2 separate regions of the Homo sapiens genome follow, and region 2 is linked to region 1. A link is an interaction called in ENCODE POLR2A ChIA-PET data of the cell type or tissue named here. Cell type or tissue: IMR-90. All regions are shown on one strand. Links, peaks and the distances in the headings refer to the core of each region. The heading gives the core; the rest is flanking DNA.

What was found. ChIA-PET counts read pairs that join two places held together with the same protein. Peaks named below come from ENCODE experiments on the same cell type or tissue, not always from the same donor. Only the 100,000 strongest peaks of a DNase experiment are listed, where the experiment ranks them.
Region 2: POLR2A ChIA-PET joins it to region 1 with 8 read pairs; 3 of 35 experiments call an interaction of 5 or more read pairs at or near these places.

Annotation. Positions count from the first base shown.
Region 1 is chr1:220,955,365-220,959,761 of GRCh38, reverse strand. No RefSeq gene overlaps it. Among named protein-coding and RNA genes, the nearest start is that of HLX-AS1, 77 kb to the right of the region's middle. In IMR-90, for the core only: no CTCF peak of the experiment used is centred there; a DNase peak (open chromatin) is centred at 2,341; H3K27ac peaks cover 153 bases.
Region 2 is chr1:220,821,139-220,825,535 of GRCh38, reverse strand. It overlaps the pseudogene RNU6ATAC35P. Among named protein-coding and RNA genes, the nearest start is that of LINC01352, 5.9 kb to the left of the region's middle. In IMR-90, for the core only: no CTCF peak of the experiment used is centred there; no DNase peak of the experiment used is centred there; H3K27ac peaks cover 515 bases.

The DNA.
Region 1 (4,397 bases), core at 156-4,155:
TTCTGTGATGGGATTATTTTCTCTGTTGCTAGATATTGACATATGTGTGTTAATAAGACAGAAGTTTCTTTTCTGGATTCATCCACACTCAAAAGTATGCTTCCCTTATTTAAGTGGTACCTTTTCTCTCTTCGCCTGCTAGTATAATTCTTAAAAAAAAAAAAGAAGAGAAAATAATAATAGCCAGTATTTATAGACAACCTTTGTGCCGATGCTACATTAAGCTCTTTATGTGTATCCTGTCATGTAATCTTCATATACTATGTGTTTTATAAAATGATACTGTACAAAGCCAATTATTAACTTTGCTAAGAGGAAAAAGACTTCCCCAAGGAAGTAATATTTGAATAAAATCTTCAAATATGTCATAGGAGTTCTCCTGGTAATCAAGTCTGGGAAAGACATTCCAGGCAGGGAGATTGAATCGAAGGTATTAGAAAAATTATGGAATGTCCCAGAAAAAAGTAAGTCATTCAGCAAAGTTAGATGATAGGAAGGGATTGAAGTGGGACCAGACAGGCTAGAAGAAGCCAAATTGAGGAGAGATTTATATGTCACAATTTTACCAAAATTAAACAAAAATCCACTGACGTACTTTACAAGGGAAAGTCATTATCAGACCTGCATCATAGAAAAATTATTTGGGGCAGTGCAGTGCATGGATTGATCAGGCATGGAGACTGGAGGTAGACACAGCCAGTTAGGAAATTGTCTTAGTCCATTTTGTGCTGCTGTCACACAATGCCACAGACTGGGTTGTTTATAATGAACAGAAATTTATTTGGCTCACCATTCTGGAGTCTGCAAAGTCCAAGATCAAGAGGTCGAGTCTGATGAAGGTCTTCTTGCTGCATCATCCCACAGCAAAAGGCAGAAGGGCACAAGAGTGCATAAGAAAGAGAGGAAATAGGGCAGAACTCATCCTGCCCTATTTCAGAAATACAATATTTCAGGAATACAAATATCAGGAACCCATTCCTATGACAGTGGCATTCACGAGGGCAGAACACTTATGACCTAATGATCTGTTAAAAGTCCCACCTCTCAGTCAACAGTTCCACCGTTGGATTGAGGATTGAGTTTCTAACACATGAACTTTGGGGATACATTCAAACTTTAGCAGAAACTACTGTTAGTCTACCTGATAGATGATAAAGAATAAAACTGAGGTGAGATTCAGTCAAGAGTTAAGAATAAGATGCCTACCCTCCAGGACTACCCTTAGGGTACCCCAAGACACTACCCTCCAAGGCTTAGAACCAAAGAGGAGAGGAAAATCTGGCAAACAAATGCCAATGGCACCAGGCCATAGATGTGTGAGGCCAAGTGGATCATAGAGATTGTAGGTACTGGGCAAGGTCAGAGGAGAGAAAGCTTCCAGCCTGAGAGCTCCAGCAAAGCTTCCAGAGGAAGTGTACAATGGCCTGAATATTTATGTCCCCATAAAATTTATATGTCAAAATCTTAACCCCCAATAAAATGTGATTAGGAGGTGGATCCTTTGGGAGATAATTAGGTCACGAAGGTGGGGCCCTCAAGCATGAGACCAGTGCCCTTGTGAAAGTAAACCCAGCAGCTCTCTCACCCTCTTTCCACCAAGTGAGGACACTAAGAAGTCTACCATCTGCAACTAGAAAAGGATCCTCGTCAGCACACGACCATGCTGGCACCTTGATTTCAGACTTTCCAGCCTCCAGAACCAAGAGAAATATATGTGTGTTGTTTATCAGCCACCCAGTCTATGTACTTTGTTTTAGCAGCCTGAACTGACAAAGAAAGAATAGTATTTTAGTTTCATACCAACAAATGAGTATGCCTTAATAGAGAGAAATACTGTGAAGATTATTCCAGTTGGGAATAGCAAAACAAAGGCTTTAAGAGTGGAAAGCATGAAGCATGTTGGGAGGTGCCAGAGTGAAATAGACAAAAACACACTCCAAAGACAGTCTCACAGGTCAGAATCCTGAGCAGGGTCTTGTCTGCTTTCCTACTCACCCTGGTAGACCCTCAATGATAACCCCTACCTAGCAGGGGCAGAAGAAATTTTACATTGACTTTATCACCAAAAAAAAAAAAAAAAAAAAAAAACCACAGATAAGGTCTGAACATAATCAAAGGCCTGGAATAGCACCCCAATCAATGACACCCTGAACATGCCAGTGGGACGTTTCATCAAAAGGAGCTGCCATTTCAAATCTCTTGGTTTCTCTAAGCCTGTTCAGTGATCCCTTTTCTAGTTTCTTTGAGCCAAATGGTCCTGCCACTTAGTTCAGTGTCTTATTGTCCTGAGTCATCTTCTCAGATTGCTCAAGAATGAGTCTCCCATTTTAACACACACACGCACACACAGCAAGTCATGGACTGTGGCGGTTTTCTGTGGGTGTGATTGTGTCTAAGTTGCTGGAATGCAACAAGTCTAGCTTGGAAGAAGCTTAGTCCCCATGCCTGCTGGCTCTCTGCATGTTCCCCACCAGAAACACAAGGGCTACAAGCTGAGGGTCCTGTTCTCTCATTTTTTCCACCTCTCTTTATTCACAGGCAGGCCAGAAAGCTATTTAGCAGTAAATGAAGCATTTATCCTTTAATTCTCAGATGTATGTAATCTGAAAAAAAAAAAAAAAAAAAACAGAGAAGAAAATATCCTGAGGACGTCAGAGAGAGAAAAATGTGCAGAGCAGATGCTGCTACTTGTTTTTGTCCCTGTTTTATCTTTTAAAATACATAAAACATGAGTAACTAGGGACAAATAGTTCCAGCTTTTGGTAAAATACAAATGGGACTATTTTATAACTTGGGTTGAATTTCTTATATTTTAAGCTGTTTTGCTACTCAACACACTTCATGGCCTCATAAAATTCTAGAGCAGGAATGGAACTTAGGTGACTTATTCCAGTTCCTGGCCTGTAAGTTGGTAAAAGAGCATCCAGAATAGAAAAAAAAAAAAAAAACCCTTTTTTCTTCTATTCTAAGTTTAGAAAGTCCCCCCTCCCTGCTATGCTAGCCCTATTGTACCATTCAGAAAGTCAAAACGTTTCTCTTATGTACAAATATTCATTCACATGACAATTACCATTAGGTGGCAGAGATGCAAAAACATGACACATGAGTTGTGTTTACACAATTCATGTTACAATATAGTATGGGATACTATAATATAGTTATCCAGAAAGCATGGAAGGGCATGAAGTGGGGGTGGGAGCTAACCAAGACTGAGGATGAAACTTGGTTTAGGGTATACATCATTTTAGCTTAACCAACATCAATATATAACCAAACAGTGTCTGTATCTCATTCTTTAGTTTTAAAAGGTTGTCCCTACAACCTCCTCATTCATTTCATAGCAACCCTATGAGGTAGGTTTTTCTGTTATGTCTGATTTATACATGTGGAAATGGAGGCCAGAGTTTTTAAAAATAGTAGGGGTCTAAATTGGAAACCAAATTCAGTCCTTGGGACTCCAGGTTCCTTGCTCTCTTTTTTCTCTGACTCTGCCTTTCCATTATCTTTTTTTTAAAGGGTAATACTATGTAGCATCTGAGTGCCCCAAATAACTGAAACGGACAATGATTGGTACAGGACTCCCAGAAGGGAGGAATGCCCACATCACAGGCTAACATGTGGTGGTCACAGAAAGATGGGCTTGGTCTGAGCTTTACAGATAGAAAGCAAGACCTTGTTGTTTGGAAGTCAGGGTCAATCAAGAAGAGAAAAAGAATAAACATTAATTCTATATGATAGTGGTTCAAAATGTGGGTTGTGGACTCAGTCAGAAATGATTTCGAGTTCCAGATGTTTCCTTACCTGCGATTTTGTCACTGTTTAGTGACTTTAGGCAATTCATTTAACCATGTAAGCATTAAATGTGATCATGAACATAAAAACATTGATCACAGTAGCTGGTCTATATGAATTCTCAATAAGCAATGGAGATGGCAGTGGTGATGGTGATATCATTGCTAACATCGTCACCATCAACCCCTAACCTCCCAGAGATTCCAGGGAGGGTCCGTCAGGCCACCCTTCCTAACACTGTTACACCACTCACCCCATGGCCTAGTCTACAAGGCTCTTAAGAACATGGCTTCCCATCTACCTCCCCTTTTCTCTTCAGCCCAGTGTCTTCCTCCCATAGAACAGTCATTTCTACAAAACTGCCCTTCCTTCAGTCTTTCTCTGTTTTCCAGAACTTCCTGTGGAATTCACGCCCCTGGAAAGGACAGACCTTCTTCCCAAGAACACAGAAACTGCCTGCTACAATTCTCAGGTGGACCCTCAGCAGGTGGGAGTCAAGGGTGATCTTGTACTTGTCTGCTCCCCACTGGAGGTTCTCTCTCGGTCTGCTATTACTTACTGCATACCTCTGGACTGTGTTATTAGCCATCAAAGGCTGCAGGGGC
Region 2 (4,397 bases), core at 317-4,316, 130 kb after region 1:
CGATGACCACACGTGGTTAATGGCTACCATGTCAGACAGTGCAGCTCTAAACAATTCATAAGATGCTATCAACATCCTAAATCATCTTTTTAAAAAGTGATTCTTACATATGCAGAGATTCTAGGCTATGATTTTGATATAAATTTTATGAATTTTAATTAACGACATTTTAAATGGAAAAATTAATTTTAACATAGGCTGGGCACAGTGGTTCAAAACTGTAATCCCACAGCATTTTGGGAGGCCAAGACACGTGGATCACTTGAGCCCAGGAGTTCAAGAACAGCCTGCGCAACATAAAAAACCTCATCTCCACAAAAAATACAAAATTTAGCCAGGCAGAGCTGGGTCCCAGCTACTCATGAGGCTGAGGTGGGAGGATGGCTTGAGTCCTGGAGGCGGAGGTTGCAGTGAACTGAGATTGCACCATAGCACTCCAGCCTGGGTGACAGAGCGAGACTCTGTCTCAGAAAAGAAATTTAATATAAATTTACTTTCTTAATTATAAAAAATAAAATATTTGGAAGCTACAGAAAGAAAAAGTAGCTGTAAGTCCTAAAACAAGGGCAAGGGTAATCACTTTTTAGCACCAGGTGTGTTTAGGACTTCTTTGTGGTTCTTTGCTCATCATATAGCAAATGAAAACTAAATGCCAACACAGCCACTCACCCAGAGACAAACATGCAGACGTCCAAAGGGTCATGACTGTCAGCACACAAAGCCAGGCAGGGTGACCCCTGAGGACAGCGGCAGATTTGTCCCATGGCCTGACAACCCTCCTATTTCATCAGCAATTTTCTAGCAAACCAGGAGCTTGCACCAGCCAAATCTAGAAATCTGGACTCAGCCCAGCATCATGGGAAGCTGCCCTGGCAGTTTTAGGGGATGCAGTTGGTCCCTTCCACGAGGGCCCTGTGGAAGATACACCTAGAACGGTCACACCTTTGCGCCTCTGCAACCATGTGCCTGAGTGTCCCAACTCCGCCACCACCGGAGCTCCCTCCCTTGTGCTGCCTTATGCTTATGGGGGTGTCCATGAAGACTCCTTTTATCAGGAAGTCTTTAAAAGAAGGGGAAATGTCCCTTTTGTTGAGGACTCAGGCGGGAAGAGGAGTGAAAGCAATGGCTGAATTCCCTCCCATTTCAAAACTCCTTCCAACCTTCCAACCTCCAGATCTTTCCAGCATTCTCTCTCCCACACATTTGGACCTAAGCTTAAAAATATGACCTGGGTAATGAGGAGGTGAGTTAACTAGTTTGTATCCAAGAGCCTTTCCAACCCAAACATTCCAGGGTGTTAGGATGCCATTCATTCCTCCACCTGACACACATACAGACACACACACACACACAGAAATCCACACGCTCTGCCTGAGTCTCCAGTTCCACCCCATAGAGAAGCACACAAAGAAATGAGAATAGGTCTCCTCAGCCCTGCTAACTCACAGGAAATACAGATGGCTAAAAAGAAGCACTGTTATTTAGCATCCATGCTCAGAAAGAAGGAAATCTAGCAGAAACCAGAGCTGGTATCCAAGAATGCAAAAACATTTTTGGGGGGATGCTTCATGCCACAATGCCCCAAGTTGGAAAAAAATGTGCCATTTCATATGTTTATAACAACATCTGATTTAATATTATACAGTTTTGCTTAGTCACAAACCAGAACAAATACTGTCAGATTTATTACATCCTTCTATTCTGAGACTTAAGTAATCATAGTTAGCAATGGAGCCATTCCACAGCTTAAGGGAAAGCTTTACAATTCTTTGGGACCTATGATTCCTGAGAGGCAGGTTATTTCAAGAATTTAAGGTTTTAAAGCTCTCAGTGGAGCTTGAAATTCATCCCTTACATTTCACATGAAAAGAGTTTCCTCTGAAGCTTGGCTAGGAGGGAGGAAGAGAGGAAAACAAGTTGACACAGACTCTCACTGAGCTCTTAGAGAATGGGGCCATCGTTCATCAACATTCCCAATCTTTACCTTGCCTTTCTTTAAAAAGAAAGAAAGGAAAGGAAGAGAGGAAGAGAGAAAGAAAGAAGAAAGAGAGAGAGACAGAGAGAGAGAAAGAGAAAAAGAAAGAAAGAGAAAGAAAAAGAAAGAAAATACCATTGGCACTCATGCTTTTAAAATCGTTAATGCTGTATTTGGGACCCCCTTATCTGTTGATTCACTAAAAGAAACTGGTTGGTTGTTATAAGGAAATTAAATTTTCTTACAAAACATGCTTTCTCATTTACTCCCCCACACATGCATGCACACACGGTCATTTGTTACATGATATGTGGACAATCGTTAAGCCCCAAGCATTGCCTCTGCTTGGCTGACAAATTCAGGATTCGTTAATGATGTGGTCATTGACTTTGTTGCGTGGAGGCTCAGGTTGTGGGTTTGGTGCCTTCAGAGCTTCACTCCCTTTCAGGGCATACACGATCCTCTGCTGCATCCAAAAGTGGGGCTGTGGTCCCCTGAGGGCTGGGGGAGGTGTGTTTGGATCAGTGTGACCCCATCACTCAAAATGAGCACATCCATGCTTAACCATGAAGTAGTCTAATGGGTTCCATTTTTCTCAGAAAGCCAGAATTTGTTCCTCCAGTATTTCTTTACATACCACTAAGAAGAATGTCAACATTAATGTGGGGTGAGTAGGAGTGATGGAAACTTGGTCTACAGAAAATCAAGTAAAAGTTTTGAAGAGCTTGGAGTCTTTATAAAAATGAGAATTTCTAGGTTCCATTGCAGAACTACTAAATCAGGATATCTGAGAATCTGACACAGGAATCTACCCATGGTTCACAGGTGATACAAATACACACACCAGTCTTAAAGGTCCTTTCAGTAAGTCATAAGCAATTGTTTTAAAACAAGATTGTAGGATCAAACCAGTTTCCGGATGAAGGTACTACCACACTTTGAATTCATTCTTGCCAACTTATTTTGTAGCATTGCCAGAAGGCACAAGCCTTGAGTTCTAACTCTAGCCCATCACCTATAATGTGGACAAGTTAGTTAACCTCCCCAAAGCTCAGTGACATGCGTTATGCATTCAGAAGAAGAATGATGATACGTAAGCAGCTTACAAAAGACTTTCACATCTATCCTACCTCACTGGGTCATCAGCAAGATCTAATCATATAGAGTGGATGAAGGTGCACTGCAGGTTTCATGGCACTTTACAAATGCAAGGTACACTGGGTTTTGTTTGCAGGTTTTAGTTTTGTTTTGTTTTGTTTTGAGATCAAAATATCTGCTTTTTTTCTGATAGAAATTCCATTGCTTTTGTATTCCTAAACTACATCCTCCAGCCTAGGTTTTATCAATAATACTGAATCCCAATATTGAATTTATCTCCCCAGCCTTGCACAAAACTGGAGAACTACAGGTATCTCCCAACTAGGGAAGGGTCTTTTCTGCCAAAATCACCACTTGGACCAAAGGGACCAGGGTCCTAGCACCTTGAAGGCAGCAAGAGCCCAAGTAGAAAAGAGAAGGAGAAAGAGCAGAGCTCAAACTCACTGCTTCCAAATTTACCAATCAGATCTCCCCCAAACAAGAGAGTGTGAGGAGGCAGAGAGGGGCCAAGACTAAGGAATGTCTCTTCATTTGGACATACGAGGGATGAGTGTGATTATAACACATTTATTGTAGCTAAGTTATCTGTATCCCCAAATTCCTCAATTTTTTGTTCTTTGAGCCCATTGTGCTTACACATTATACCCAGTCATATATAGGTATATATATTATAGGGATAGCATCTTCAGAGAGGGAATAAACTCCTACCCCCATCTCCAGTGTCACTTCCATGTAGATCTTTCTAGAAAGGTACTGTGTGTTTTTGCCCCATAAGGTTCTGAGATGGGCCAGTACAGTACATTGTGTTCTTCAAGGCCTTTCTGTAGTCAAGATAAAAATTGTCGATCCTTTTCTATTTTCCATCTCAAATTATGTCCAGACATCACACTGCCCAACAGAACCTATCAGAGACTGTGCAGCAAAATCAAGTGATATCACAAAGGTACCTCAACAATAAAATGACAATAAGATGCTCTAGATTTGAACATAAACCCCTCTAACACCAAATTACCAAGGAGTCTGAAGTCCAAAATTAAATTCCAAGTTAAGGGCCAAAAAAGGCAAAATGAGAAATTAAAATCTGAAGTTAAATCATCTCACTCTCAAGTTCAAAAACATTACATTGCAATTTCTTATTCTTTTTGGTGTCAGCAAGAAGAGTTCTGAATGGGCTGCGTGGGATCGGTGTTCTTTCAGCAGCAGTAGCCTAGGATGCCTTTCCAGGAAGGGACTTTAGAGTTGGGATTAACGCAACTCCAAGTCTCTGAAGTGTTGTACCATTTTAAGTTATTTTTTAATTGTGGTAAAATATATGTAACATAAA